Linked DNA regions of Mus musculus: regions 1, 2 and 3 are each linked to region 4. A link is a loop called in an ENCODE intact Hi-C map of the cell type or tissue named here. Cell type or tissue: gastrocnemius. All regions are shown on one strand. Region 1 has its middle 19 kb from the start of Ddx18. Region 2 overlaps Ccdc93 (coiled-coil domain containing 93). Region 3 holds the start of Ddx18 (DEAD box helicase 18). Region 4 overlaps Ccdc93 (coiled-coil domain containing 93).

Region 1 (8,000 bases), 110 kb after region 4:
GCATAAAGTGTTTTTTAAGATGTATTTTTATTTCACATGCATAAGTGTTGTGCCTTCATGTCTGTAAGCATGCTGTGTGTGCCTGGCTCCCAAGGAGCCTGGAAGAGGATGCTGGGCCCTTGGAACTAGAATTACAAAACTGTTGGAGAGATGGCTCAGCAAGTGAGAGTCCTTACTGCCCTTCCAGAAGACCTGAGTTTAGGTCCTAGCACCCACATCAGCTGCTCATCATCAACTATACTTGCAGTTCCAGAGGATCTCAGGCCTCTAGCTTCTGAAGGCATTTGCACTATTGTACATATGCCACCTCCCTAACAGACACTCACACGCATGCACACACACAGGCATGCACACAGAGACAAACATACATAGAGACACACACATGCATGCACGCACACACGCACACACACACACAGACACATACAGTCACACACACAGACAAACACAAACACAACTAAAACAAATCTAACTTAAAAATGAAAACCTCGCTGTTCTACCTCCCACTCCATGATGAATGCCTACCTGTCGCTTCCTCTGCCCTCCTAACCCCAGGTCTATCCAAGATCCCTGGGGCAGAAGACATTCTAATTTCTGAGAACCCTAAAGTTTTGCCTTCTCCCAACTTGAGACCTGCAGAGAAGGTCTTGGAGAGTCCCATTTCCTTGGTGTGCTGTAAGCTGAGCAGAGAGAACAATGTTCTCCAGTCTTATGGGTCACCTGCCCAGACATGTGACTCTTAGTTGATCAGAACATGACAGTCAAATACTGTAGAATATATTTTTCTCTAAGTAGCCCACAAATCTCTAAAACAGATAGATCAGATATGGACATAATATATGACAAGATCTAGAGTCGCCTAGGAGACACACCTCTGAGCATGCCTGTGATTGGGTTAGCTGGGGTGTAGAGACCTACCCCGTGACTGGCATGATTCCATGGGCAGAGGTCCCTGGCTGAATAAAAAGGAGAAAGTGAGCTGAACATCAGCATCCATTTCTCTCTTTCCTGACGGAAGGAACAGTGTGACCAGACGCCTCACTCCCCTGCCGCCCCTTCCAAGGTGGGATGGGCTGTGTCTGTAAGGTCTAGGCTAGAGGCTACTCACACTATGCTGACCTGATGCTTCAGCCTCTTCCTCTCTCCATCCTCATGGCTGACTGGGTAATTCCCACCCCTATAGGGAAGTGGCAGGGACCCTACTGAGTGTCTGCTTCTGAACCTGTAATCCTCTCTTCTTCCTCTGGGGAAATGTACAAACTCTAGGCTACTCAAGGCCCTAGGTAACTAGGGTCTACAGGTGGCACATCTCAAATGATGGATACACAATAACCAAAGAGATGAATGATATCTCTTCCAGCGCTGCATGGGGAACAGTCAGTCTTGTTACAAGCAAGTAGCACAGGCTACTCACCAGCCATATGGCCCTAGACCTCCACTGTCTCTCGAACATGTGATGGTGAATCCCTGCTTTGCCTCATGGGCCTGGATTCTCCACGGAGCTCTTGCCATGCTGCTGTCTGTGTGTCCGTGCTATTCACCTTCCTCCTAAGGAATCTCTTATCCAAAAGGACAATCCGCTTCAATGTCACATTGAGCCCCTTGTCTGAGACCTTATAGTATCTTCAAACTGTGATCCCCGAAGCCCTTCTTCCTTGAATAGTTTTGTCTTGCATCTTGTCACAGCAAAGAGGAAGTAACTAAGGCACTTCACCACCTACCTGTGTCATGAAAGTCTGGGGCATCTGAGTCCTTTTCTCCAGAATGGGCATTCACTAGGTAGCCCAGACTAGCCTTAACTCACAGGTCTGGTCTGTGTCATCCTCCAGAGTAACTGGAATTTTAGGTTGGAGTCACCACAGATTTATCTCTGTGTGTGTGTGTGTGTCTGGATTATCTTCTGGCCTGGCTACGTAGCCTCCAAGAGCTCCTTCAGGATGACTCTGGGAAGCATCCTTTTCTTGTTCTGAGTTGCAAGTGCTTCCCCCACAGTTTGCATTAATCAGCTGAGCAGCTGGGATAGAGGATTGGAGATGGGTAGGTGGACACTTGAGGATGGGTGTCGTTTCCCACAGTGACTTTTATCTGAGCTGGTGACACCAGCACTTCCTGATGGTCTGCAGAACCCATCCATCCTCTGTCTTCAGCTTTAATTCTACTCCCAGAGACTTTCTTAGATTATTGGTATTATCTCCTAGGCACCTTCAACAGGGCAGTTAAGTTCACCCACTGCTCATTTCATGTTACCATGGTAATTCACTTCACCACACAAAACAGATTCATAGAGACGAACAGAAAGAAATTGGAATAAAACTCTGAGTACTCCTAACTCTTATCACCAAAAGGCATTGGAAGGAAGAATATTTTCCATCCCAGGCCAGTGAGATGGCTCAGCTGGTGAAGTCTGTACACTGGAGTTTGGTCTCTGGCACCCACTCAAAGGTAGAAAGAGAGAATCGACTCTTCTGATCTCTATGGCTATGCCTTGGCACACACAGCATGCACACACATAATTATAATAAAGTAATAAAAAATTAAAACCAATATTTTCATTGCAAAAAAATAAGAACAATTTGAGGTGATGGAAATGCTAATTGTTTTTATTCAATCATTACATAATGTATATAAGTATAGAAAAACAAACACAGGGGCTGGGATGATAGCTCAGTGGATAGGAGCCTTTGCTGTATACACATGTTTATACACATGCTCATATACATATGTATACACGAGTTCAAATACTAGCAGTCACAGGAAAACTCAAACATGTAGCATGTGCCCATGCTGCGGAGACAGGAGGATCACTGAGCGAGCTTTGCTGGCTGTGATCTTAACTCCAAGTTTACTGAAAGACCCTGTCTCAAGGCAATAAGACAAAGACAGCCAACCAAAACCAATTAAGGCTGATAACCTTCATTTAGTCCTCTCCACATTGAGAGGGCTGACTTCCTCTAGTTGTCCTCTGATTCCCACATTCATGGATGGTACACACACACACACACACACACACACACACACACACACACACAGCACCCCTACCTCCACACAGCCTTACAGAGTCAGAAGATCTAAACTTGCAGGGGTGCTTAGCAGAGCCTGCTTCCTTGCCTTCTCCAGCTCTAGAGCACACAAGGTATGGCTTATGTGCCCATTTACCTATTCAAAGCCAGCTGTGCTATTTTTTCAGATCTCTCTGGTGCCATATTTTCTATTCTGATCTTGGTTTAAAAATATTTATTTATATGCTTTGTGTGTGTGTGAGTGTGGTAGGTAGTATATGTGTGTAGAGGTGTGGGGGGTAAGTAGTATATGTGTGAAAAGGTCAGAGGACAATTTATGGGCTGGTTCCTCCTTCCTCCATGTGAGGAAATTCTGGTGGTCAGGCTTGGCAAAGTGTCGTTATCCAGACATCTGGCTGCACCTTTAGTCTGACCTTTTAGACTCCTAAAGATGCTGAGAATGTAGTGTGTCCATGTGAACAGTTCAATATCATCACCCAATAATAGTGGTTCTATAATTCACTATATAGACCAGGCTGGTCTTGAACTTGTGATGCTCCTGCACCCCTGACTCTTCTCAGATGCTCAAATACATGCTACGAGGATGAGGTCAAGGGCACTGCTCCTGTGGTGTCTGGTCTACTGTGATCTATGTAGCACCAGGCTTGAGGCTAAGCCTTTGGTCTTTGCTCTCACACACAGCCCTACATTTGGACTCCGGTTCTTGTTCCCGCCTGTGTCTTTGGATAACAACTGTTATTCGTTTGCAGGAAGAATGGACTACCTCAGTGTGATGGTTTGTATATGCCCAAGGAGGGGCAGAATTAGGTGTGGCCCTGTTGGAGTAGGTGTGGCTTTATCAGAGAGGGTGTGTCACCATGGGTGTGGGCTTTAAGACTCTCACCCTAGCTCCCTGGAAGTCAGTCTTCCACTAGCAGCCTTCAAATGAAGATGTAGAGCTCTCAGCTCTGCCTGCACCATGACTGCCTGGATGCTGCCACGCTCCCACCTTGGTGATAATGGACTGAACCTCTGAACCTGTAAGCCAGTCCCAATTAAATGTTGTCCTTTCTAAGACTTGGCTTGGTCATGGTATCTGTTCACAGCAGTAAAACCCTAACTAAGATCTTCAGCTAGCTTTAATCAGGGAGGAAGAGTCTCAGCTCTGGGGTGGATTCAGGCCTGAATCTGGGCCAGGACACTTATTAGCTGCCATGGCCTCTTCTGATTTGTATTATATCCTTATTACCACCAGGATGACATCGACACTGTGCTTCTCATGGCTGCTCAGATGCTTGGTGATGGTACAACACAGGAAGTGCTTAGGTCAAGAAAACTAGGTGTCGAGGTATTCCTGAGAGATGCAAGATCAGAGAAGCTCAAGGTATGAAACTTAACTTAGAGTCTGATAGACATGGTGTCAGATCCATCTCTCCCAACACTCTGAGGGTGAAAGGGCGTGGCAATGTCACTCAGGTCTTTCCCCTGCTTAGTGCTTTCCCACAAACACAAACGAAAGCTCCACAGCTCCAGGCCCAAGTTGCTCCTGACAACTCAGCAGGTGCTGTCAAGGTAGCTGCCCTTTTTGGCTTGGGCCTATCTTGGAGGCCCTCTGCTGGCCACAAGGCAGAATCATGGAAAACTGTGCACAAGTGCTTGCAATGTTGAGATCAGAGGAAAACTGGAAGGAGTCGGGTCTCTCTTTCCACTTTGTGGGCTCTGGGGTTCAAACTCCAGTCATGAGGCTTGGATACATTTGTCTTTACCTACTGAGCTATCCTCATCTCGTCACCTCCAAGAAGGCTCCTTTTAAACAGCTTGTTGGCCTAAAGCACCTTAAAACCTCCTTGATGGGGAGGTGTGAGGGGGGACCTTTTCTGTTTGACTACCGATCTTGACAGCTTTGGCCTCTGTGAGCTGATGGCTTGTGATCCTTGGAGCTATTGTCCCTTCCTCGTTATGGATGAGGAGACAGGGCCCAGAGAGGGCAAGCCACTACCTCAGTGTCCCATTGTGAGCCCTCACAAGATCCAGAAACTCCTGGAGGCTGATACTCTCTCTCTGGTCCGCTCTTCTCCAGATGACAATCCCCACGGAGGCAGCAGTCCCGCCCCCTAATGCCTGTGAAGCTCCCAGATCCAGGGCAGGCTCTTCCAGGCTGAGCTTGCCTTGTGTTCTTTCTTTGATGTGTACTCGTCCTAGATGTTCCCAAACCTGACTACTTGAAAATAACTCCTTCCTCTGAGCTCCAGAGCAGGGAGCTGTGGCCCCAGAGAGTGGGGATGCAGTGAGCTGCCTGGCCAGCTCACAAACAGCAGAGGTGAAGACAGCAAATCATAAAAGCTGCATCTTTGGGTTCTTAGAATGGATGAAGAAGCCAGAATGATTTAAAAAAAAAAAAAAAAAAAAGAAAGAAAGAAAAGATAGAAAGAAAAGGACCCTGGGGCTGTGGATGTCACTCAGTGGGTAGAGTCCTTGTCTGGCACGCACAAAGCCCCCAGTTCGTTTGCCAGCACTGTAACAGTTGGGGTACATGCTTGTAACCCCAACATTTCAGAAGTGGAAGGCAAGGGGATCAAAAGTTTAAGATCATCTATGACTACAGGGTTTGGTGTCAGCACATGCAACATGGGATCCTCTTTAAAATTAAAAAAAAAATCAGAGAATTATCTTAAATATCTTTTTGAGATTCTCAGATTGCCCAAGCTGGCCTCAAACTTGCTGGGTAGCAGAGGATGGCCCTGAACTCCTGATCCACCTGCTCTACTTCCTCAGAGCTGGACTTACAGATGTGTGTCACTTTGATAAATGCCTTTAGAGAACCAACCCAGAACATACTCAGGAGAAAAGGTGGGTGGCGATGTCTCCTGTGCACGTGATGTCAAGTGCAGCTGCCACCTAGATGCTCAGCGGGAACCTCCTGATCCCAACGCGGCAGGCAGCCTCAGAACCAGAAGAGAAGGGGCCTGTTTCCGCTCCTTCAACCTGTGTCTGATTCAGTCTGAGCAGATGTATCTGGCTGGGTGACTCAGACCCGGTCCCAGGCGGCTTGCTTCCCTAATGGGAACTGTATTTGTTACTTTTCTCTCTGGTGTGACAAAATACCTGGGAGGAGCAAGTAAAGGAAGGGTTTACTGTAGCTCACAGTCGGAGGGCACGGTCCACCATGGCGGGCAGTCAAGAGGCAGCTGCTCGCACTGCATCAGTCAGAAGGCAGAGATGTGAATGGTGGTGCCCTGTGGACCCTGGTCTATGAACCGCTGATGTCACATCCAGTGGGTCTTCCCTCCTCAGTTAGGCCTTTCTGAAAACATTCTGAAGTATGCTTCAGTGATCCTAAATCCCTTCAAGCCGACTCTCACTACTAACCAGCACAGGAAGTGATCTCGGTAGCCCCCGGGACTTGGAAACATGGTTTCCAAACAGGAAGTCTACATGCTGCACAGCAACTGAAAACCAAAAGCTTTCCCTCCTCCACACACTGACAAGCGTAGATGCTAAACCCAGAGGGGAAGACGTCCTTCCAAAGGGCATGCGGCCAAGGTTTTATCTCCTGTGTGGATACCAACCCACAGACTGAATGGGACACTACTGAGCAATCCTAGGCTGCCTATAGCATGCTTCCCACACAAAGCATCAACAAAGGCACAGCTGCTCCCCTCAGGCAAGCCGGAGCATCTGCCTCCTGAGGATCCTGATTTGTGGATGACTGCATGTATTAGTATCATTTCCGGTGCTGGCCTTTTAACTGGCCAAGGTTACAGCAGAATGGCAGGTACTCACGCCCGCCCGTGACTGGAGCACACAGGAGGCAGAGGCAGATGCCAGTGTGAGGCTGCTCTGCTCTATAAAGCGAGCACCGGGTAGAGCTACACAGTGACTGTCAACCATGATCAGAGTAGACAAGTTTCAACAGGAGGCTTACATATGGCTATTCAATACTTTTATAAAGGCAACCACATGAGAACCAGTCAGGTTACTTGCCCCATCAATGGTTGGCTAAACCTACCAGGGATGAGATAAGACCATCTCAAGTGCCTCATCTGCAGTCTATAGGAAGGCAACCCGTACTTAGACACACACACACACACACACACACACACACACACACACAGAAAAGACCTCTGCAGCCATAATTACTAAATGCGAGGTGTTAGAAACCCAAGAAGTTAAGGGGTCAAAATATAGTTACATCTGGCAATTTTGGATTTCATTGACAACACAACTTTGTAATTAGATGCCACCGAGAACATTCTAGAGTGTAAGGACTCCTCTAAGATTTGACTGTTAAATTTGACTTGTTCACTTTTAGACATCACAATGAACTTCATTTACAGGGCTCAAAGGAAGTCAGCTCTGACCAAATGCCAAGCACTGTCCAGGATAAAGTCTCAGCCTGCTGTGACTCTGGATGGTGCCCTGTACCGAGCTGGAGGAGCCCCACCCCACGTTATGCTGCCAAGAACCTGAATGAGCATCATCACCTTTCTGCTTTCTCATTTTCACTTGTACACATGGGAACAGGTCTGAGACTGACAGTCACTGTCGAGTGCTTCCATGTAACTGACACAGGGTCTTTCAAACCCAGAGCGCATCAACGCCACAGGTGGGTCACCATGTCCGCCTGGCACTTATGTGCTTCAGAGACCCTAATTCTGCCATGGCAAGTGCTCTACAAGTGTTGTATCCCTTTAGTTCTGAAACAAACAAACAAACAATGGCTTTTCTGGCCAGGCAAGGTGATGTATGCTTCTGATGCTAGCATTCTTAGGAGGCAAAGACAGTATGGTCTCTGTGAATTCAAGACTAGCCTGTTCCACACTAAAACTCTATCCAGGAAAGTCTTTGTAGTTACTCAGTGGTACTCCACCACTCTGGCTGGCTTCTGTAAGTGTTAAGACTCCCAGGCACTTTTTTCAAATGTCTCTTGTTCCCGCAGAGCTGATCTTTGCCTTCCATCTTGTTAATTGCAGTATCTAGTTGTGACAGGGCAAGACAGTGCAG
Region 2 (8,000 bases), 48 kb after region 4:
TTAACATTGCATTTAGGGGCTGGTGAGGTGGCTCAGCAGGTTGAGTACTTGTCCTGCAAGCCTGGTAACATGAGTTCAATCCCCTGAACCCACATAAGATGGAAGGCGAGAACCAACTTTACAAGGTGGTCATCTTCCCTCTACAATTCCTTCTGTGGCACAAATATGCTCCCCCACAGTAACAATAGATGATTGGTTTCTTCTGGAAAGAAGATTGGATTCAGCCAGGATCCCAATAAAGGGGGAGGTATTAGGATATGATGTGGAGGTATCTCTCAGGTGTGAAGTCCTCAAGTTGGTCGTTTGAGAGAAGGAACTCAGGCTGAGAGAATATGGTTAGATGTTCTCAACTTTCAAAGACTTCGTCAGAGAATGGAAGTTCCATTCTAGATAACTCTGGCTGGCCTGTTGTCACTTTTAGGAGGACCTGGACAGACGGTACAACATGGAAAAAGAGAAGCTGTACAAGATCCGGTTACTACAGGTGAGTATCCACAAGGACCAGGGCCGAATAGATATGCCTGGCTGGTATGCATGTCCTGTGACTGATGGAGTTATAGGTGTATAAGAGCTAGCGTGGCCAGGACCTGCTCACTGCTCCCATTGCAACCAGACATGCTATGATGTAAGGAGTTGCTGGCAGCAACACAAGTGTCTGTTACTTTCAGCATTGCTAGTTGGAGTTGAACTTTACCCTGCATTCAGAGTAAGTATGATTGGCATCACAATTACAGGAGTTCTGCATGTTCCAAGTTCTGTTCCCAGAACTCATGTCAGTTGCCTCACGGCCCCTGTACCTCTCATCTGCAGGGCATGTGACACCATCTTCTGAACTCCACGGGTACCCACGCCCAGGCACACATGCCCTCACACAAACACATACAAATACAGATCATTAAAAAGGTAAATACATTTTGGTGGAAGCTTAAGAGATGGCTCAGCAGTTAGGAGCACTGGCTGCTCCTCCACGTGACCCAGGTTCGATTCTCAGCACCCACGTGGCAGCTCACAACTATCAGTCCCAGTTCTGGGGGGTCCAGCACCCTCTTCCGCCTTCCAGGGGCACTAGGCACCCACAGGCATACATATACATGCAAGCAAAACCCCCATACAGCATAAAGTGATAAAAAACAACTTTCAGTAGGTTGTTTCTCCAAAGGCAAGCCTCAGGTAGGTCCCAGAAGCAGGATTGAAGTTCAGGTCTACTTACTAACTAGAGAGTTGAGAGCATAGCTTCACAAACGGGGTGGGGAGATGGTGAAGCCAGCTCCAAACCTAAGCACAGTCAGTACTTCGTTTCTGAGTCCGTTTTGTATTGCCAGTGCCTGGCTCATGGAGATTCAAACCCACAAATGACCCTTGGCCTTGTATTACATGTCGGTTTGGGTCACTTTCTTTTCTTTTGTCTGTGTTCCTGGGAAGCTAAGCTTTGGTAGGAATGGCCAAAGGGCTCCATGGGCCTATGAGAGGTTATTATCATCTTTCTGGCTCTTAATTATTTTGTGAGATATCCATATCATATTCAAATGAGTCAGATATGTCCTTGATATAAGAGCACTATTCTTACTTTTAGTGTTTCAAGTGTTATAGCTCAAGCTGGCCTCAAACTGTATGTGTAGCTTGGGCTGGCCTTGAACTTCTGATAAACCTGCCTCCCTCTCCCAAGTGCTGGGATTATAGATATGCACCACCATGCATGACTACCTTTCAAATATTTAAAGATGGCTTCTCAGCCTTCAGCAAAACCAAGTGCAAATATTTAAAGGTACATAGAATTAATACAATCTGGGCCCTACTGCTGTTTGGAGACCCTGACTGATAATGTATCAGGTCCCAGTAACAGGAACTGGAAGACTTGCCCTCTGGGACCTGGTTATTTGAGGACCAAGATCTGCACATATATGCCAAACTACAAGGCTGTTTGTGTGGGGAATGCACTACTAGGGAGAGGCTGAGACCAAACTAGAAGATACAAGGAAACCAATGGCTTGCTGAGGGCCTGGCCTGGGAGAGGCAGCAGGATCTGTGAGTGGAGGGGGCAGGGGAAAGTGAGGGCTGCATCTCATGGAATTTGGTGATGCTGGATGAGAGGAAGAGGGAGATCAAGGTTATGTGGAGGTCACTGGGAAACGGGCGGGGACATGAATGGCAGTCTGAAGAAAGTGTAAGTAAAAGCTCTGCTGGTCTGGACTGGGTTCTCTGGAAGACAGCTCAGCAGTTTAAAAAGCATTTGCCTTGCAAGTGTGCGGACCAGAGATCGCATCCCTTGAAGCCCCATAAATTCCAAGTGCACCTAGTGGCCCACCTGGAATTCTACCCTCAGGGAGACAAGAAGGTCTCCAGAGCAAGCTGGCTAGCAAGAGCTCCAGGTGTGACTGAGAGACAGACCCGGCCTCAGTGGATACGGTGGAAGAATGACATAGGGTGATGCCTGCCATCAACTTTAGGCTGTCATGTGTACATGTGTATGTGTACACAAGGCCCCCCACACACACATACACACACATATGAACACCACGTTGCACACATGAAAACTTGAGGGGGCAGTAACCATTAGGTAGCATTGTGGGAAGAATGATTGGTGTCAGCTCCAACTCAAAAGAGTTTGGGCTGGAAAACAGTCTGTAGTGGGGATGGTAACTAAGGCTGTGGGCATGTGGGCAAGACCCCAAACTAAACCCTAGTGAGCAATCAAGCAAGAACGAGAGAGAGAGGGTGATGGGAGAGGCGCTCAGGCTGCTCACAGGTGAGCGGACAGCTTGGGTTGCCGTCAAACATCAGTATGATAGATTTTGCTTTATTGTATTTATTGTTGTCAGGATTGGCTTTATCTCTTAGAAGCCCGTTTTTTTCTAAGGAGAGAGAGAAAGGGTGGGTCCAGAGGGGAGGGGGAATAATCAGTCGGGATGGATTATTTAAGAAAATAATCTGAGTCCAATGTGGCAAGTGGCTGAGAACTGAAGGATCTAGAAACTCAGATTCCTCCATTCACCCATGCCCCAGAAAGCTTCCAGAGTGAGACTTTTCCTGTCAAGACATGAGAAGCATACTCCAGTGACTGCAGTTAGGGAACTCACGGCGATCAAAGTCCTTGGTGAAGCAGTGAGTTCTTACTGCAGTTATTTCTGACCCTACCTTTGGTGAGGACTGACTTACACAGAGCAGGGGTAACTCACCAAAAAGCCCTCTGTAACACAAGTGACAACTCATGAAAGTGCAACCCTGAAGCCCCTGTACCATTTGCAGGCCGCTAGACAGGTGGCAGTCTCCTTGAAGTGGTTGCTAGGCAGCATCATGGCTGGTCAGTGGCCTCTCCCAGCAGTTGTTTGCTGCTTCCTTGGGGAGGGACCCAGTGAGCCTTGTAAATTTCCCAGATCATGGTTTGTTTTCTTCCTGAGTCTCCTGAGCCCTGGGCCACAGTCTACCCCAATTCTTCCTGGCAGGAGTCTTCTAACTGGGAGGGAACTGGGATACAGCATTTGTCAAGCAGAGAGAGGCTGAGGCTTGAAGGACGGAGGCACTAAGCAGGCCTGGCTGTCAGGGCAGGAGGCTGGAGGCTGAATGGTGGGGAGACAGCTCAGCAAAGACTTGAGCAAATGTAAGTGCTGATGAACAGCGAATGTTCACACGTTGTCCACAGGCACCCTCACACATGCAGGACATTCTAGAAACAAAGACACAGTCACAAAGTATAGCATGAGTGCTGGTGTGAGACAGCCCCCAGGGTAAAGATGTGTGCTGTGCAGGGCACAGGACCAGGTTCACTTTCTCTGCCCATTAAAGAATTAGAAAGCAGGAGAGCAAGGTCACTAGAAGACTCGGGGAGTCCAGCAGAGCCATCGTGTGATGCTAGGGAAAATGGAGTTTTCTCGTGGGGTACTTGGCTTCATTAATAAAAGAAATTATGAACAGACTCAAACAGAAGCTCAAGGACAATTTATTAATTAGAGTTTAAAAGGCAAACCCCAAGGCAGGCGGGCTGTGAATCAGAGTTGCCCAGGAGGAGAGTGAAGATAAACGTGGAGGCACACAGTAGGGAGGGAGCTCAGAAAATGAGCGAAAGGCCAAGGGCATTCGTTTGCGATTTTAAAAGTGTAGTCAGGCTCTTGCCAGCATTACAAAGGAAAGGACAAAGAAAAGAAAACCAACCGAGTAGTTAACACTCTTCTGAGCCTTGACTCAGGAAGGCAGGCAGTCCCCTGGCCTGGTCCCTGTCCTGTCTTGCTGGACTAACCCTTAAGGGAGCAGACAAGGGCATGTCTCCACCTAGAGGTGGATTCCGTCCTTTACAGCCAAGCTTGATTCCTGGACCCACATGGTGGGAGGGGAGAACGCCCACAAATTGTCCTCTGAGTTCTACCACCCATTGTGGCATATGCCAGGAAGTAAGCAAGCAAGCAAGCACATGCAGCTTTACACACTTTAAACATCAGATGGTTGTACCTTAAGATTCCCATGAAGAAACTCGAGGTCAGCCCCGCCACTCAGAAGGAGAGAGATGAGAGAGAGGCTGCTGAGAGAGAAGCAAGACCCCGGACTGGTAGGGCACAGACAGGAAGAACGAAGGCTCAAGAAAATGGCAGTGCTCAGCCCAGGTCCTGAGATCTGCATATAGCCGTGGTGTGGAAGCTAAGTGGTGTGGTCCTCATGAAACATCCTGCTGCCTCCTAAATACCTGACAGGACAGTCTGGTCCCTTTGAAAGGCTTTGAGAAACTAGTAGGCTTCTAAGTAGAGGAATTCAGAATACATTTTGGATAGGCAGCAGGATGGCACCTGTCATCTGGGACTCCTTACACTGCCTGTCCTCTGGTCAGTCACGATTCCATGTGAGGACCTCAGGCCAGTACAGGAATGTGTGTCTTTGTGGCTGGCTCAGCTGTGAGGAGCAGACAAATATAGCCTTTGACCAAGTGTTCTCTCCTGTCCCTTTGCATTTAGGCACGAAGAAATCGAGAAATAGCAATTTTGCATCGCAAGATTGACGAAGTGCCCAGTCGAGCAGAGCTGATACAGTATCAGAAGCGATTTATTGAACTCTACCGTCAGAGTAGGTGCATTGATCAAACACACAGACTCTTGGGCTTTGTGAGGGATGGGAGGGAAGGGGCTTCGTGCAGTTTAGCGCAATGTAGCATTGGTCAGAGCGCAGTCCACAAGGGCCACATTGAAAAGGACCTTACGGGGGCTGGCAAGATGGCTCAGCAGTTAAGAGCACTGACTGCTCTTCCAGAGGTCCTGAGTTCAAATCCCAGCAACCACATGGTGGCTCACAGCCATCTGTAACGAAATCTAATGCCCTCTTCTGGAGTATCTGAGGACAGCTACAGTGTACTTACATAATTAAATGAATAAATCTTTAAAAAAGAAAAAAAGAAAAGGACCTTACTTCATCTCTGGGCTTGCTGAACAGCCCTGGGAGATGACTCGTGGTCTCTGTTTGCTCTGTAGATGGACTCGGGACCTTGAGAGCCAGCACTGGCCAGCTCTCATGGTGGTTAGCCGCGTGCAGTCACCTGAGCCCCCTCTTCTTTCCAGCTTCTTGTGAAGCATCCCCACCCCAGCATCTCCTGGTGGCCCATGGTCGTGCTCCACAGAGTCTCACTAGCGTTGCTTTAGAGCATCGTGTTCTCTCCATAATCCAGGACCTGCCTCACCTCAGCCTACTGCACAGTCACTGCAGCATATCAGGCTCAAAGCTTAAAAAATATTAATATTCTGTATATATTAATTAATGCTGGAAATTAATACAGTGGCAGTTATTCTGAGACCTTTTAATATTTCTTAGCTAGGCAGACTCTCGCTTAGCTCATTTAAGTTAACCTGACCACCTAGCCCCATCCAGTCACATGACTAGCTATACCTTTCAGACCCGTCGGCACATGTGACTTTCTTCTTCACAGAGTTCCTTTCCCCCTCCCAAGAAGTCCCACCTTCCTCTCTCTCTTCTGCCCAGTCACAGGCTTTAGCCTTTTATTGGCCAATTAACTTAGGGAGCAAGGTTTACACAACAAAAGCTGGTATACATGAGAATTTGGTCATCTTGGGGGCAGCCATATCTTGGGGTACAGACCAACCCCAACAGAAAGCCACTCTCAGGGTCAAGGAAGATGGTCCCTCTAATTAAAGTGCTGCTTGACAGGATTGAGGCCCTGAATTTGATCTCAAGCACAAGAAACATATTGTTGTTGTTTGTTTGTCTATTTTTAAAGGCTGGCAATATGGCTCAGTTGTTTAGTGTATATGTTTGCAGAGGACCCAGGTTAAATTCCTAGCAGCCACATGACAGCTCACAGATGCCCATAACTCCAGTTCCAGGAGATCCAACACCCACCATGGGTCCCAGGCACACATGTTGTGCATATACATTCATGCTGGCAAAGCAACCATACATGTTTTTTAATAGGCCAGGTGTAGGTACACACACTGGAGACAGCTAGATCCCTGAGGCGCACTGAACACCCAGACGAGCTTAGTAAGTGAGCTCTGGGTTCACTGAAAGAGCTTGTCTCAAAAGATAAGGTGAAGAGGGATTCAGAAAGATAGCCACTGCCGACCTCTGACCTCTGAATGCACATGTGCACACGTACAAACACACATGCACAGAGACACAGGCTTCCGTGACGACTAAGTGTGCATATAGCCCTGGGCACATGCCGCATGGGGTTGCGATGCTGTGGTTCACTGATGCTCTGACATGATGCTGATCTCTCTGTATTGGCAGTTTCCGCAGTGCACAAGGAAACCAAGCAGTTCTTCACTTTGTACAATACCCTGGATGACAAAAAGGTTTACCTGGAGAAGGAGGTAAGAGCCTTTGTCTGCTTATTTCTTTCTTTTCGTATTCCATTTAAAATTTTACTGTGGAGGGGAGGCGTTGTGCATATGTGGAGGTCAGAGCACAGCTAGTGGGACTTGGTTCTCTCCTTACACCGTGTGAGCTCCAGGAACAGAACTCAGGTCTTCAGGCTTAGCGGCAAGCACCTTTGTACTTAAGACTTCACACTGGCCTGAGGAAGAGCCTTTATGGAAAGAAGATAACTTAGATGAGCCACTGACAGCATGGTAGCTCCAGAAGATTCAGATGGACCTAGAGCCTGAGACGGAGTGTCTAGTAGAAGTAGAGAGTGACTGCCTTCCTGTGCCAAGCACTGGGGACTGTCACTGCAAAGCAGTGGGAGCTCTCTGCAGTGAACTAAAGCTGGTGTTTACCCATTCTGTAGTATCATGTGAGAAACACCAGCTTGAGGTGCTGGGAAGATGGCTCAGTACGTAAAGTGCTTGCCTTCCAGACACGAGGGCCTGACTTCAATGGCCAGAACCCACATTAAAAAAACAAAACACAACACCACCAAAACCTGGCATGGTACTGTGCTTGTAATGCCAGGACTGGGTGGGCAGAGACAGATAGACCACTGGGGACCGCTGCCCTAACCCCAGCCTAGCCTCCTGGATGAGCTTGGATCAGTGATAGACCCTGTCTTAAAGAGCAAGGTGGACAGCCTCATGAGGAATGGCAGCTGAGGTTGTCTTCTGGCTTCCACACGCAAGTGCACATTCAAACGCAAAGTCCAGGGATAGTAACTGCTTACAGATGAGCCAACAGGTACATGGAGTACAGCCAGGGGACCTGCAGACAGAGCCCTTCCCAGCATGTCTCACAAGGTCAGATGGATGCTCTAGCTCTGAGGGCAGGGGCAGTTTCCATGGAAACAGGACCATGAAGATTGTGTTTTATCAGAAACTCTCAGGACCACTCAGCAGCTGGCCAAGATGGTGACTCAGTGTGGGAGTGGAGCAGTGGAGAATAGGCACTATCTTCTCTGTCTCCACCCTACTGGCCCACCCTGGACTGATAGCCTCAAAAGAGAGTGATGTTTGGGAAGACCAATTGATCCCTGCTGGCAGTTTGTCCAAAAAGTCCTGCCACTAGAGTCCCCTTTAAAAAGCCATCTTTCCTCATTCTCGTTGTCATGCATTCTAGGGAAAAATGATTTTCTT
Region 3 (8,000 bases), 130 kb after region 4:
GCAGGTGGACTTCTGAGTTCGAGGCCAGCCTGGTCTACAGAATGAGTTCCAGGACAGCCAGGGCTACACAGAGAAACCCTGTCTCGAAAAACAAACAAACAATCAAAAAAACCCAAAAAACAAAAAAGGATCACCCCACCCCCACAACAACAATTATCTGTGTAGCCCTTCCTGACTGTCCTGGAGCTCAACTTACTAGACTGGCCTTGAACGAAGATTTGCCTGCCCCTGTCTCCTGGGTGCTGGGATTGACAGCGTACACTAACACCGCCTGCCTCTAAAGAAGGGTATTTGAAATCCCACTAAGCAGTATCAGGGCAGCAATTGTGAGTTTCACACTTCAGGAGGAAAGAGGCACATGTTCGACTAAGGCACACAGTGCCCTGTACTATCTGCTCACTTGAAAAATCAATGTCTTATTTATTCACAACTTTCCTACAAGTTATCTTACAGACTCTGCAAGTAAGTACTTATGGGGAAGAGGGCTTACAAAAATATATGGGCAAAAGACAAGTAAATCAAGAGATCAAAGAATGATTAATGTGAAGTACCTTCACACAGAAAAGCCTGGGAGATACTTCCCATCACCATCATCCCATCACCATCATAGATCCATGTTGTGTTCGAAATCACGGAAATATACAAACCCAAAAGACTATGTGATGATAGATCCAGTTTATTTACAAAGCCCAATGAACTGCTCCCTAAAACCCATAGTGGAGTATTATAAATCTAAAGAAATTCTTATCAAATTTGAACTTTTCCCAAGGGCAGCTAACTTAAAACACATACAAATCTAGGGAAAACCTAAAACCCACTTCCCTTGTCTACCAATAAAAGGTGTCTTTTAGCTCCCAGGGTAGACTCATGGTGGTGAGCATAGGGGATGCTTCACACATACAACAATAGAGAAAAGTGACCAAGAGCTGAAAAGCTATCTGAATGACCAATATTAAAACAAAACAAAACACCAAAAACCTACCAGGCCCGGCATCATTTGCCATTTTCCTCTTTTTCTTCTTTTTCTTTTTTACTTCTGAATCAGGAGGTGGTGTTGGTGCTGCTTCTCCGTTGGCTAAAGTTGTGAGTTTCTGGGGTGACTTTTTAACTTTGCCATTTTCCAAGGTCTCCTCAGGCATGCCTCCACTTTGTGCTTCTGCTGAGTCCACAGGCACAGAACGTTTCAGGGCCTTTTTCACTTTTCCACCTTTTCCTGTTTCTTTAGGCACATCTCCATTTTGAGGTTGGGACAGGCTTGTGTCTGATGTTTCTGTTTAAAAACAGAACTTACACTGTGACAAGAGAAAGCTTACTTATAAACACTGACCTTCACAGGAGAAATTATGGGTTTTCTGGAACCCCAATCATTTAGTTTTTCTTGTATGTTCACTGTTAAAACCAAATATTGGTACTCTATTATAGAAAAGGCACATTTTCTTTATGGAAAAAAAAAATGTCAGTAAAGGAAAGTTGTTTTAACTTCAAAAGACCCTATCTGTTTACGGCTATATAGAAATTTGTGACAGAAAAATGTCAGCAAGATCACATAATTAAATCAAATGATTAGTAAACAGCAATGAGGAGAAATATATATTTTAACATTAAGCATTTGGCCTGCTGGTGTTGGCACACACCTTTAGTCCTAGTACATGAAAGGCAGAAGCTGGTGGATCTCTATGAGTTTGAGGCCAGCCTGGTATACAGAGCTAGTACTGGAACAGCCACGGCCAAGTGTCTGATAAATATAACTGAATGATATTTACTTCGCATTCCCACAATTATTACTTATATAATTTCACTTCATTCAAACCCAACTTTCCTAGACTTTGGTGAACTGAAAATTCAGTAAACGAAAACCACTCATTAAAACCCTATTAAAGCCCCAAACTATCCTCACAAGTTTTCCATTTTCATACAAAGAGAATGAAGGCAACACCATCTTTAATTTACATCATTACCCACACCAAGAAGTAGCTACTAAGTAGCATTAATTATTCTACAGGTACTAAGTGAAGGAACATCAATACTTTTGCCTAAAATCCACCATCCCCTCTGGGATGTCTTTCAAATACTATCTGTTGAAAATTGCGTGGGTCTAGACAATTATTCAGCGATCCTCAACATACTGATCTCTCGACCCCCCAACCCCCACTACAGTTGTCTCATACCAGATATTTACATTACGATTCATAATAGCAAAATTACAGCCATGAAGTAGCAACGAGGTTATTTTATGGTGTGTGTGTGTCAACACAATATGAGGAACTGTATTAAAGGGGTACAGCATTACAAAGGCTAAGAACCCCTACAGGTAGGTAACCTAAACAAGCTACAGAAACTGCAACAAGAAAGTGACATGTGTAAATTTTTCATTTAAGCCCTTGTGCCAAAACCAAGACGTTAAGGAATTCACTAAGTTGTGCGCGACAAAAAACACTGGGAGGGTTCTGCCTAACATATGAAGAGGATCGCTGCAGGAATGAAAAGAACGGGTTTGGGGGAGAGAGCTGTATCACTGGGAAAGCTCCGAGGAAAACAATTCGTAAGTTTGGGCAGGGGATGAGATCGAGCAATTAAGTGAAAGTCGGGAACCGTAATGGATACAAAGTTCTACGTGGGGACTAAAGATGCTGATGGGGGGGTCTAGGGTAATCTGCAGGTTTTCTTGCCAATAGAAAGTTGGGGAAGAAAGTCCGAGGCCTCCCGCTTTCACCCTGAGTCGAGAAAGCCACGCCGGCAAAGGGCAGAACCAATGAAGGGTCCACGGGGGCTGGGACCCAGGCGGCCTGCTCGTGCCGCGCATCCCCGGCTCCCGCCGGAAGCTGCCCAGCGCACCGCCGAGTTCCTGGGTTCCCCACGTCGTTCGCCAGTGCGGGGTTCAGCACAGCTCACCTTGCAGCTTCAGGTTTCGCTGCCGCAGCTTGGCATTCCGCTTCTCGATCTTCCTGCGCAGGAGTTTCATCTGTAACTGCGACATCTTGCCAGGCCGCCCAGCCGTCTGCACCGAGACAGATGCACGTGCGCAATTGCAAGTCGGAAGTGTACCGCTGGAGCCTGCGGACCCGCGGGGCGGAAATGCTTCGGGCGGAAACAGTTCCTGGTGAGAGCTGGGTTCCCTTTGGAGACCGAATTTCCTGCAGCGCCCCCTGGCGACTGGAGGACGACTCGTTGTGAACCCGTTCGCCTTGCTAATGGCCCCAGAGTTTTACAAACCAAGACTGCACAATAAAAAAGCCGATTGGAAGACGGAATTCCTTGTGGCTCAGAAGAGTCTCTTTCCCTTCACTGCTAGAGAGGTGCCAGTATCCTGTCAGAAGAGGTTTAAGTCTTAAAACCTTCTTGGGAGACGGGGATGGTGGTGTTCACCTTTAGTCTCAGCGTGAGGGAGGCAAGAGCAAGTGGATCTCTGAGCTGAGACCAGCCTGGTCCACAGGGCAGCACTCCACCCCTCCACCCCAGTGCCTTCCAAACAAAACAAAAAGACTAAAGAAACAAAAACAAAAACCCAACAACAAACCCACTTCAATTTGGACCCTGTATCACACAAACGTCTTTTCTCACCGTATAGTTTTCCCTCAATTTTTCAGGGCGTTGCACTCTTCTTTTCTTTTCTTTTCTTTTCTTTTCTTTTCTTTTCTTTTCTTTTCTTTTCTTTTCTTTTCTTTTCTTTTTTTCTCTTTTCTTTTCTTTTCTTTTTTTCTCTTCTCTTCTCTTCTCTTCTCTTCTCTTCTCTTCTCTTCTCGTCTCTTTCTTTCTTTCTTTTTCTTTCTTTCTTTCACTTTTGTGCTAGTTTGCGGTAGATGTATGGTGAATGACATAGGTAAAACACTGAATTTTTACACAACTTCCACGAAGACAGAAACACAGTTACAGAAAACATACCGACAGGGAAGTTCGTGCGCTGCCTGAGAAAGATCCTGGTTTCAGGATGGACATTTGGGTGATGTCTTCCTTCAGCCTCCATTGTGCATAGATTGTGTGTGTGTGTGTGTGTGTGTGTGTGTGTGTGTGTGTGTGTGTGTGTGTGTGTGTGACAGAGAGAGAGAGAGAGAGAGAGAGAGAGAGAGAGAGAGAGAGAGAGAGAGAGTCAGCAGTCAGTCAGTCCCGGGATGGGCATGCAGATAGAGTCTTTAATTCAGTATTGCAGTTCTGGGTATTGAACCCAGGGCCTCTTTCATGTCAGTCACCATTCAATGGAGCTACACATTACTCCTAAGTCTATAGAAGTATTATAATTGGGGCTGAGGAGATGCCTTAGTCTATAAAGTGATTGCCTTGCAAATACAAGCCCTGAGTTCCATCTACCTCTCATAGGAAGAAAGCCAGTTGTACTGGTGCTCAGAGGCCAGCATCCCTGTAAGACCAGGTCTAGGAGAAACCATGTCTCAAGATGGATAGTGACTGACATCTGTGATGGCTATTCTTGTTGTCAAATTGACTACCTCTGGAATGAACTACAATCCAGAAAAGGAGGGCACACCCGTGAAAGATTATTTTTCTTGGTCTAAAGTGGGTGAATACACTTCTAGTTCAGACCTTTGAGGGAAGAAGACAAACACATTTGATCTGGATCTTAAGGCTGGAAGGTACACATTTAATCTGGGCCACATCTTCCACTGGAAGGTATAAGGACATGAACATGGTCTTTGCCTGCTTGCCTTGGTCTTGCTAGCCCATCTTTTCTTCACTGGCATTAGAACCTACTTCTTTGGGATTTCAGCATATACTGAAGACCAACTGAGACCACCTTGTGGCCTGAGCAACTACTGGATTCTTGGACTTTCTGTTCACAGCTAGCCACTGCTGGATTAGCTGGTCTGCAGTCTGTAAGTCATTCCAATAAATTCTATCCTGTCTGTCTGTCTATCTATCTATCTATCTATCTATCTATCTATCTATCTATCTATGTAGAGTCATCCTATTAAATTCTGTTACTTCAAAGAACTCTGACATCCAAGGATATCCTTTGATGAAAACACACATGCACAAACATGCGCGCGCGCACACACACACACACACACACACACACACAGGGGTGGAGTGGAGAACATTTAAATTACACAACTATGCTTTACCCATGCTATTCTTTGAAATTTCTCCTGGGATCCTTGAACCAAGAATAGTGTCGTAAAGTAAAATGTAGATTCTTATATTTTAATCAGAGAAGAAGGGCTTTGATTCATGGGATAAATCAGTCTGTTGTACCAACACCTTAGAATCGTTAGAAGTAATGATCACACTTGCTCTAATCTCTGAAATAAGGCTCTTTCTTTACCTTTGTTGTTGTTGTTATTGTTGAACTGAAGATTAAATCCTGGTCTTTAGGCATAATGGCAGGAATCATATCCCCAGAACACACGAAGTGATCGTCTATGATCTTTTCAATACCATTTTCTACAAAATTCACCACTCTATAGTATATAGGAGTCTTCAAAGTGCTGCATTACTGTAAATATTCTATAAATTAGCATGCCATGCTGCTATTTCACAGCCTGGTTGTCTTTAGGCAATCAAATGGCTGTTGCCTGTAGGGTCACAAAAGCTATAGGGCTAGAACAGACTAAATTTGAAATATTTTCTTTGTGTGTGTGTTTGTGTGCACTTGGGCATGTGTATATGTGTGCAGGTGCCTATGGAGGGCACAAATCAATGACCTGTGTCTTCTTCAATAGCAAGTCTGTTTTATTGTTTTGAAACAAGAGTCTGTCACTGAGTGGAGAATTCACTGGTTCCCCCGGACTCTCTGCCTACACTTTCCAGGAATCTTTCTGTCTCTGTCCACGAGTTTCACGACTACAGATGTCTACTGCTAGTCTGCCGTTTACTTGGTTGACGGATTCAGACTCAGGTCCTTATGCTTGCACAGCAGGTACTTTACAAATGAGCTGTCTCCTCCGCCTCTCACAAATGATATTCCAGTCACTCTCCATGAAAAACTAGGAACAGAAATATTCAGGATTCAGCGACAAATCCAGATGGAACATATTTTTGTGTCTTTGAAAGTTTGATGTTTATTGCTGAGCTCATCCTTTACAGGGATATCTGGTTACTTTAAAATTAATTGTTGCATGGTCATGGTGGCACATGGCCTTTAATCCCAGCACTCAGGACACAGATCTCTGTGAATTCAAGGACAGCATGGTCTACAGAGCAGGTCTAGGACAGGCAGGGTTACACAGAAAAAATCTGTCTTGATAAACAAAAACAAAACAAAAAATTAATTGTTTATCTCTGGGCTGTGCACTCTGAACACAATTTATATCAAGTATTTATTAGACATTTGAGCACATTCATAATTAGTTATTGCGTTTGTATCTGAATTGTAGGTTTTGACCTATCATTAAAAATTGTAACATAGTAGGTGTTGTATTTTATACAAAAAAGAAAGAACCGATCGGCGGGAGACATCTTGGTTCCTGGATTCCACCAAGACTAGTCTGCACAGGTGAGAGTGTGGACTATAGAAGCTAACAGCTTCTGGGACAGGCAGGAGGCACAGAGCTTCTTAGGCAGCCCCCTTTTCAGGCTCCAGACATCCGGGCACCTTCCTTGCCAGAGGATAGGTGTCCGCCCGGCCTGGGAGGGCTTTGCAGGAGCACCTGGGGGAGCCATCTTGATTCCCGGATCCCTCTGAGACTAGTCTGTGCAGGTGAGAGTGTGGACTACAGAGGCTAACAGCTTCTGTGACAGGCCGAAGCAACACATCTTCTGGGACAGGTCCTGTTTTGGGCCTTCATCTTCGGCCAGGAGGGAGGTCCGAAAACCAGATATCTGTGCACCTTCCCTGTAAGAGGAGAGCTTGCCAGCAGAGAGTGCTCTGACCACTGAAACTCAGAGGAGAGAGCTAGTTTCCCAGGTCTGCTGATAGAGCCTAACAGAATCACGAGAGGAACAATCTGTAACCAGAGACAACTATAACAACCAACTCCAGAGATTACCAGATGGCGAAAGGCAAATGTAAGAATCTTACTAACAGAAACCAAGACCACTCACCATCATCAGAACCCAGCACTCCCACCTCGCCCAGTCCAGGGCACCCCAACACACCTGAAAAGCTAGACCCGGATTTAAAAGCATATCTCATGATGATGGTAGAGGACATCAAGAAGGACTTTAATAAATCACTTAAATAAATACAGGAGAACACTGCTAAACAGGTAGAAGACCTTAAAGAGGAAGCACAAAAATTTCTTAAAGAATTGCAGGAAAACATGACCAAACAGGTGATGGAATTGAATAAAACCATCCAAGACCTAAAAAGGGAAGTAGACACAATAAAGAAAACCCAAAGTTAGGCAATGCTGGAGATAGAAACCCTAGGAAAGAAATCTGGAACCATAGATGCAAGCATCAGCAACAGAATACAAGAGATGGAAAAGACAATCTCAGGTGCAGAAGATTCCATAGAAAACATCAGCACAACAATCAAAGAAAATGGAAAATGCAAAAAGATCCTAACTCAAAACATCCAAGAAATCCAGGACACAAAGAGAAGATCAAACCTACGGATAATAGGAGTAGATGATTTTCAACTCAAAGGACCAGCAAATATCTTCAACAAAATTATAGAAGAAAACTTCCCAAACCTAAAGAAAGAGATGCCCATGAACCTACAAGAAGCCTACAGAACTCCAAATAGACAGGACCAGAAAAGAAATCCTCCCGACACATAATAATCAGAATAACAAATGCACTAAATAAAGACAGAATATTAAAAGCAGTACGGGAAAAAGGTCAAGTAAGATATAAAGGCAAGCCTATCAGAATTACACCAGAATTTTCACCAGAGACTATGAAAGCCAGAAGAGCCTGGACAGATGTTATACAGACACTAAGAGAACACAAATGCAGGCCCAGGCTACTATACCCAGCCAAACTTTCAATTACCTCAGATGGAGAAAAAAAAGTATTCCATGACAGAACCAAATTCACACATTATCTTTCCATGAATCCAGCCCTTCAAAGGATAAAAACAGAAAAAACCAATACAACGACAGAAA
Region 4 (8,000 bases):
CCACTGTGCCCCAGGGCACTGCCAGGGTACTGGATTGTCTCCACCTCTCCAGTGTTGGGATTATAGTGGTGTGGCACTATGCCTGACTTCCCCTACCTTTCATTGAATGTGGAGTGTGTGTGTGTGTGTGTGTGTGTGTGTGTGTGTGTGTGTTAGGATTACAACTTAGGTCCTTGGGCTTGCAAGACATTCTTTTTACTCACTGAGCCATCTCCCCAGCCCAAGCTTCTGTCTTTTAACCCATTAGCATCGTGTAGTCTCTCCTGATTTCTAAGTATTTAGAGTCGACTTTTTAATGTCTTTATTTGGCCTTATACCCCCAACTACCATCCTAACATTGCCTTCAAAATGGTAAGGGCATAATATTTATGATAATAGTTAAGTAGATTCTTAAATGTATAGTCATTTTTATAGTAACTACTATATAAGGGACAGGATCAGAAAAAAAAGGAAATACAGTCTTTTCAACCTAATGATACTTTAAAAGAATGGTGTGTGTATTTATGTGTGTGTGAGACTGTGTGTGTGTATGTGTGTGTGTATGACTGTGTGTGTGACTGTGTGTGTGTGTATGACTGTGTGTGTGACTGTATGTGTGTGGTGTGTGTGTGAGTGTGTGTGTGTGTGTATGCGTGTCTGTGTGTGTGTGTGTGTGTTGTGTGTGTAGATCAAAAGATAACTTGAGGGAGTCCATTTCTCCATCTTTTAGGTCCCAGGGATTCTTTTTTTTTTTTTTTTTTTTGGTGTTTCGAGACAGGGTTTCTCTGTAGCCCTGGCTGTCCTGGAACTCACTCTGTAGACCAGGCTGGCCTTGAACTCAGAAATCCTCCTGCCTCTGCCTCCCAAGTGCTGGGATCAAAGGTGTGTGCCACCATGCCCGGCAGCACACTTCTTAACCCACCAAGCCTTCTTGCCAGTGTAAATGGTACTTTTTAAAGGAGAAAATTGAAAGTATCAGGTGAAAAGAGTCTTCATTAATCCTTTCAATAAATATTTATCAAGTCTGTGTTACTACTGCAGCTCAGACATTATTCAGGTACTTTGGAAACATTAAGAAATTCCCTGACTTCATAAAGTTTATAATTATCATGGCACAGACTACAGATATCAAATAGGTGAAGTGTGGGGCTGAAGACAGCTTGGTAATTAAGGATACACTGCTCTCGCAGAGGCTCAGGGTTCAGCCCTCAGCCCCGAGCTTGGGCAGCTCACAGCTGTCTGTGTCTTAGTTACTTTTCTACTGCTGTGATAAAATACCATGAACAAAAGCAGCTTGGGGAGGAAAGGGTTTATTTTATTTACATTTCTCCATCACAGCCCATCTTAGAAGGAAGTCAGGGCAAGAGCCTGGAGGCAGGAACTGGAGGGGTGATGCTTGCTGGCTTGCTCTCCAAGGCTTGCTCGGACTGTTTTCATGTACAGCCCAGAGCCGCCAGCTCTGGGGCAGCACATCCACAATGGGCTTTCCCCTCACCCTTATCTAATTAAGAAAATGGACTACGGGCTTCTCCATGGGTCATTCTAGTGGCTGTGTTTTCTCAGTTGATGTTCCGTCTTCCCAGATGGCTACAGCTTGTGTCAAGCTGACATAAAACTAGCCAGCACAGTCCATGACTCCAGCTCCAGGGGATCCAATGCCTGTTCTTGACCACACATACCCATAATTAAAAATTAAAATGTGAATCTCTGTCCTGCCTTTGAATTTTTGAGACAAGGATTCTTCCCCCCCCCCCCTCTCTGTATGTGTGCATGCGTGGTGTGTGTGTATGTGCGCCATAGCTTGCATGTAGAGTTGGACACAGGTAAAAGTTGCTTCTTTCTTACCATGCAGGTCCTGGAGACTGAACTCAGGTTGTCAGGTTTGGCCGCAATTGCCTTTATCCTCTTAGCCATCTTGCTGTCCCCGTTGTTTCTCATGTTTTAGGTCTGTCTGAACGAGAGCTGGTGACTTGCCAGATGTCCAAGAGGTGGTCGGGCTGGGATTTAGATCCGGGACAAATGAACCATCATGGAGGAGGAAATAGTGAATGTAACACGTAAAACTTTAAAAGAGTCCGCTCGATGTGCTGGTGCACACCCGTAATCTTGGCATTCAGGAAGCTGACGCAGGAGGATTACAGTTTTGACACTATGCTTAACTGTATAGCAAGATCCTTTCTAAAAAGAAAATACCCTTAAAGTATCAGACAGTGTTATACTAAAATCTCAAGCTCAGAGGTTTGCCTGGTGATCCACATGTGTCCCTTGTTTGATTTTGTAATGTTGCTGTGGTAGACACCATGATCAAAAGCAGCTTAGGGGAGAAAAGAGTTTATTTGGCTTACAGGTCCCAGGCTGTGAAGAAGTCAGGGCAGCATGCGGAGGAAGAATGGGAGCAGGATCCATGGCCGAAGCCTGCTCACTCGCTCTCAGATTGATGCTTGGCTGACTTTCTTACACACTCAGGGTGACCTGGGTCGGGATGCTGCTGCCCACCATGGAGTGGGTGATCCTAGAGCAGTTAACAACATAACCTCCCAACCACTCACACAGGCCAGCCTGATCTGGGCAGTTCCTCAATTGCGGCTCTCTGCTCAAATGACTTCAGGCTGTGTTAGGTTGGCCGAGCTTTTAAAGAAGCTCTGACTTTTCCGAAACAGTTCTGCTGACTTTTTAGGAAGTCTGAGTTCCTGAGCAGAGCTGAGGGTGGCTGGCGAATGTTTCTAAGAAGTCTTCCTGCCTTCTCTGCCCTGCCTCCCTACTGTGTGCTTCCTTCCCTATTGCTCCCGCCACCAGGGTTAGTGCTGGCAGCCACTCCTGCTTGTTGCTGGGACTGCCTGGGCTTGGCTCTAGTTTCTGGGAGGCAGTTTTAAGAGACTCATAAACCCCAACATGACTTGCTATATCCTCCCCTCTGGGCACTTATGAATTGCTTGATTAAGCTGCCAGTGAGGAGTGGCTAGGGAGAGCCCTCTGGAAAAGCAAGAAGGTTGGTTGTGTATTGTCGAGGTCTCAGCCGCTGGATTTGAAGCTCCCAAATGGAACTTTTTCAAGCTCGAGCTCTGTGGCCCACTAGGGGGAGCACTCTTCCTGCTGAAGATGGCACTAAAGACCAGCGTGGTGGTGTGCTGAGCATAAAGACACTCAGAGCCAACCAGGGCCTGGAACTTGTCTCCCTTGGATTAGTGTGGATTCTGGGTAGGTGGTCCGCAGCACCACATGACCAGGACGTGGTGGCATGAACCTATAAAACCAGTTCCAAGGTGGAGGCAGGAGGATCTATCTTTCTTGTCTAGGAGTCAAGTTTGAGGCCAGCCCGAGCTGCACAGGACCTTGCCTTAAAAACAAAACAAAAACCAGAAAAACGAAAAGAAAAAAAGGAAAGAAGGCAATAGGTGTAATACATGATGGGAAGAATCCTTTGTGACCTTACATGCATGTAGCTGAATTGTGCTTCTCATGTTGGTCTACTGGGATGAACTTGGTCAGGTCTGTCACTGTCACCCTGACCAGGCTGGGACTTCTTCACAGTTCTGCCTAGACTTTAGAGCTGTCTTTAGAACCACTCAGTGTGTCCTGACTCTGCTTACTGTTTTCTTCTGGACAGTGCTCTATCGGAAAAGATTGTCTCCGTCCTCCCAAGGATGAAGTGTCCCCACCAGCTGGAGCCCCACCAGATCCAGGGCATGGATTTTATCCACATATTCCCTGTCGTGCAGGTGAGGGCTTCTGCGTGGATTCTTGCCTCTTAACTGGGAGTTCCTGGAACACACCTGGCTCTCACAGCCCAGCCTGGACCCAGGCTGTAGTGTGGGATGGGTCTGGGGCCCTGGACCCTAGGTGTAGCGTGGGATGGGTATGGGGCCCTGGACCCTAGGTGTAGCGTGGGATGGGTATGGGGCCCTGGACCCTAGGTGTAGTGTGGGATGGGTCTGCTGCCGCGCAGCTGACAGGGATTCTTGCCAGCAATCTCAAAAGGCAGCTGTGCTCCCTGCACGGTAGTAGTTTCACTTTGGCTTCTGCTGTGACCTTTGAAGGTTCCCACCAATGGCTTTTGTTTTCCCTTTTCATATGTGCATTGCCGTGTGCATATGTGTGTGTTGCACATGTGTTTGTGGGTACATGAGTGTGGAGGTGCATGTGTGGGGACATACAAGTGCGTGTGGGTGTCTTGTGTATGTGTGCATGCACATGTGTGCATGCATGTGAGTACATGCATGTGAAAGCCAGAGGACAGTGTTGGCCATTGACCCTTACATGACTACTTGCCAAGTAGACTCGACCAGCCGGCTAAGACTTGTCTGTTTCTCTTGCCCATACTGGATCTGTCTGTGAGAGCAGATCCTCTTTGCAAGTGCTGCAGCAGTCATGGTGGAAAGTGAGTATCTGACCGACATTAGCTTTGACAGCAGGAACTCCACAGCGGGTTCTGTGAGAGGCTCTGGGATGCAGCCTTCCCCTTCTCTACTGCATCACACTAGGTATGGTCCATCAAAGCACATCTCCCCAGACACAGTGGACACAGGCTTGAGAGGTCAGAACGGGGAGAGGGGCTGGTGATCCGCAGGAAGGCAGAGGTGAACCGAGACAATCGCTCTGTGGTTGCTGCTTTCTGTTTGTTTTAGTTTTGGTTTTGGATTTTGGATTTTTGTTGTTGTAATTGTTTGTTGTTGTTGTTGTTTTTGATTGTTTGAGACAGGTTTTTCCCTTTGAAGCCTTGGCTGTTGTGAAACTCACTCTGTAGACCAACCTAGCCAAACTAGTCTGCCTCTACTCCCAGATGCGGAAGGGTGTGGGCAACCACACCTGGCTACATGGTTGGTTCTCATCTTCAATTTGATACACTGTAGAACCTAACTGGAAGAGAGTTGCACTGGATTGTGTAGATCAGCTTGGCCTGTAGGTGTGTCTGTGAGGGATTGTCTTGACTGCTGTAATTGATGTGGGAAGACATAGACTGAAAGTGAGCAATGCCAGTCCTGGATTGGGTCCCTGGACTCTATCCGTAGAGAAAGCTAGCTGAGCATTAGGCGTGCGTGTGTTCCTTTCTCTCTGTTCTTTTCTGAGCTGTGACTAGGTTTGAAGATCCTGACTCGACTTCCTCACAGTGATGGACCTGCGATTGTGAGATAAAATAGTGTTTGCTTTTGCTCTCCTAAGTCTTTGTTTTTTTTTTTTTTTTTTTTTGGTTGTTGTTGGGATTTTCTATCACAACAACAGAAGGAGCCAGGACAAACACCGTGTGATCCAGAGTCATGGTTCTTGGTGCCTGATGCTATCTCTCCCTGATGCTATCTCTCACCCTGCTCTGCTATGATTTCAGTTAATGTCCAAGGTCTCTGGGGGTGGGGTCGGTGGTAGAGTGGGAATAAATGGAAGATGCTAATAACAGGAATGTTCTTCCTAGGATATACACAGCACAGGAATGTACCCTGTGGAGTATGTGCTGTGTAGCATGGTTTTTTTTGTTTGTTTGGTTTTTTTTGTTTTTGTTTTTGTTTTTCATGAAGTCAACTTATTGGGGCAACTGCTTCCTAATCGTGTCTTTTGCTTGTAGAATTTGAGTCCTTGCGATGATTCTGGACGTAAAGCATCTGTGGAATCCCAGTGACCTGAATTTGATTCCTAGGCCCCACGTAAAGATGGAAGAAGAGAAGCAACTCCACAGAGTTGTGTTCTGACCTCCACATGCAAACCATGGCACACAAGTCATCAGTACAAATGAACTATAGATCTCCCTATTCCTGCCTTAGGAGTGCCTCCCTATGGCTTATATACCTAGGTGCCTAGGCAGCTGGACCTGGCCGAGTTTGCTGTGCACTTGAGAAATAAACTACCACTGCCCCCGTATTGTTTTGAGGATGTGAGAGTTCTCTCTGAGGAGGGACTGTCAACTCTAACAAATGGTTCTTTCTTCTGATGTGCTTGTGAATAACGGAAAGAATGAATGAAGAGCAGGCATTATCCACAGTGTGTGAGTGTGAGTGTGTGTGTGTATGTGTGTGTGTGTGTGTGTGCATGCGCATGATGTGCATATTTATGTTTGTGCATACGTTGTGTGATTATGTTTGTGCATACGTTGTGTGATAAAACATTTTCTGGGAAGACGTAACACATAGGCCTGCTCACCTAAGATAGGGAGCCCACAAAAGATTAAAGTACACATATCACCAAAGTCCAATCCAGTGAACCAATGGGGGTTTTATTAGAGTTTCTTACAGGAATCCGTTCACGTGAGGGCTTACTTACAGGAGCAGAAATGACTCAAAACCAGCTGGGAATCTGAGCACACTGCACAGCCTGCTGGTTGTGGCCTGTGGCAGGTTGGAGAATATCCTTTCCAGCTCTAAGCTCTGCCAGGCAGCTTTCCTGGTTTCCGTTTCTTCTAGGCTGCTGGTCTTGTGTCAGAGTCTTCTTTGGTCCGCTTCTTCTAGGCTGCTGGTCTTGTCTCAGGGTCTTCTTCACTTTGGTTGTCCGAGTGTCTTCTTTGCAGGTTGGCTTCCTTCTGTCTGAGGGCCATTCTCAGCTTTTATTACTTACTCTGCCAGGGAGGGGTCTAGTGAATCTGGTCAGTTTCAGGGATTTCCTGATGTTATTTTGATCTTGTTTACGTTCCAGTCCTTGCTTAAAGAGCTTCCCTGTTTCAGTCTTGAAGGAAAAAAACTGCACAACAGCATATGTGTTTTTAATTACATGATGTTTTTTTAATTGGAAACTCGGACTAGCAAAGCCAACTGCTTCCAGACACCAGCTCCATGAGACTGGCAACTTGAACAGAAACCCCATGTTAGTCACTTGATGGGGAAACCTCCCAGTTGTAGCTCCCGGCTTTATCTTGTAGCTGCAGATCATTTGAGGAGAGTAATGTAGTGTCTGTGTAAGGTCCTATAAAGGTTGTACCTGAAATGTCACAAGGATTCAGAGAATGTTCTAGCCAGTGATCCCAGGGCCTCAGGCCCTGTACTGCTACAAACTCTTCTACCACCTGAGGATTTCTTTCATCTAGCAGAAGAGGGGTTGTCTCAAGTGGTCTCTGTAGTGTCTGTCTGTCTGTCTGTCTCTGTCTCTCTCTCTCTCAATCACCCACTGACATTAAGATGAATGCATACCTGTCATCCCAGCACGTGGGATCATGCTCACCCACACAGTGAGTTTGAGGTCAGCCTGAGCTCCATGAGACCCTGTTCCAACAACAAAAGGAATGCCAAGGAACTCCCCCTTCTCTTGAAGAGACGGACAGGCCTATAGCTTTCAAATGTTGCACAGTTACTTACGGCTAGTCACACGAGGTCACCGGGTCCTGTCACCTCAGAGGCCCAACTGGCTGCTCTTGTCTCGTAGCAGTGTGTTCTCATGGTTTCTTCCCACCTGGGCAGGTCAGTCGTGCCGACATGAATCCCCGGGCTGCACAGTTTCCCTGCAGTAGGAGTCCATTCCTGTCATCTCACCTCACTTTCTCCCACAGTGGCTGGTGAAACGAGCTATCGAAACAAAGGAAGAGATGGGAGACTACATCCGCTCCTACTCCATCTCTCAGTTCCAGAAGACCTACAGCCTCCCGGAGGTCAGTGCTCTGCCCCGCTTCCTTCTGCTTACTCATTGTCTGTCCTGGTGTATTTAATTTCTTCCTCTTTCAGGTGTATGTAGATTGAGTGTGCTTGTGTGTTTACATGGGTGCAGGTGCCTAAGGAGGCCAAAGACATCAGGTTCCCTGGAGCTAGAGTTGGGAGGTGGCGAGCCACCTGACCCGCATGCTAGGAAGCAACCTTGAGTCCTCTTGCAAGAGCAGTAAGAGCTCAGCTGTTGCCGTAAATCTCCAACCCCAATAAACCCATGCAAAGGACACACGGCTTGGTTGTAATATTTATAAGCTGCACGCCTGGACTGGGCAATATACCACTACACTACTATACTCCCCAGCTATGAGATCCCTTGCTACTTGTGGCTCCTCCAAGCCACGTGGTTCTGCTCCATCTTCCTTCCACCTCCTCGTCCTCCTCCTTCCTCTCTCTCTTCTGTCT

The links. Peaks named below come from ENCODE experiments on the same cell type or tissue, not always from the same donor. Only the 100,000 strongest peaks of a DNase experiment are listed, where the experiment ranks them.
Region 1: it touches region 4 in a loop (4-fold over the local background); 20 of 42 quality-filtered maps call a loop at or near these places.
Region 2: it touches region 4 in a loop (3-fold over the local background); 12 of 42 quality-filtered maps call a loop at or near these places.
Region 3: it touches region 4 in a loop (3-fold over the local background); 20 of 42 quality-filtered maps call a loop at or near these places.

What each region holds. Positions count from the first base shown.
Region 1 is chr1:121,545,052-121,553,051 of GRCm38, forward strand. No RefSeq gene overlaps it. Among named protein-coding and RNA genes, the nearest start is that of Ddx18, 19 kb to the right of the region's middle. In gastrocnemius, a CTCF peak has its summit at 4,609 (motif pointing left); DNase peaks (open chromatin) are centred at 4,608 and 6,531.
Region 2 is chr1:121,486,182-121,494,181 of GRCm38, forward strand. Ccdc93 (coiled-coil domain containing 93) reads left to right here. Exons shown (of 24, transcript NM_001025156.2): 18 at 422-484; 19 at 4,941-5,049; 20 at 6,724-6,806. Among named protein-coding and RNA genes, the nearest start is that of Htr5b, 38 kb to the right of the region's middle. In gastrocnemius, a CTCF peak has its summit at 4,272; a DNase peak (open chromatin) is centred at 4,258.
Region 3 is chr1:121,564,899-121,572,898 of GRCm38, forward strand. It overlaps Ddx18 (DEAD box helicase 18), which reads right to left and starts at 3,082. Exons shown (of 13, transcript NM_025860.3): 1 at 2,893-3,082; 2 at 983-1,270. The coding sequence starts at 2,977. In gastrocnemius, a CTCF peak has its summit at 3,144 (motif pointing left); a DNase peak (open chromatin) is centred at 3,110; H3K4me3 peaks cover 1,907 bases; H3K27ac peaks cover 1,218 bases.
Region 4 is chr1:121,438,196-121,446,195 of GRCm38, forward strand. Ccdc93 (coiled-coil domain containing 93) reads left to right here. Exons shown (of 24, transcript NM_001025156.2): 4 at 3,587-3,698; 5 at 7,445-7,543. Among named protein-coding and RNA genes, the nearest start is that of Gm35243, 11 kb to the left of the region's middle. In gastrocnemius, no CTCF peak of the experiment used is centred here; a DNase peak (open chromatin) is centred at 3,068.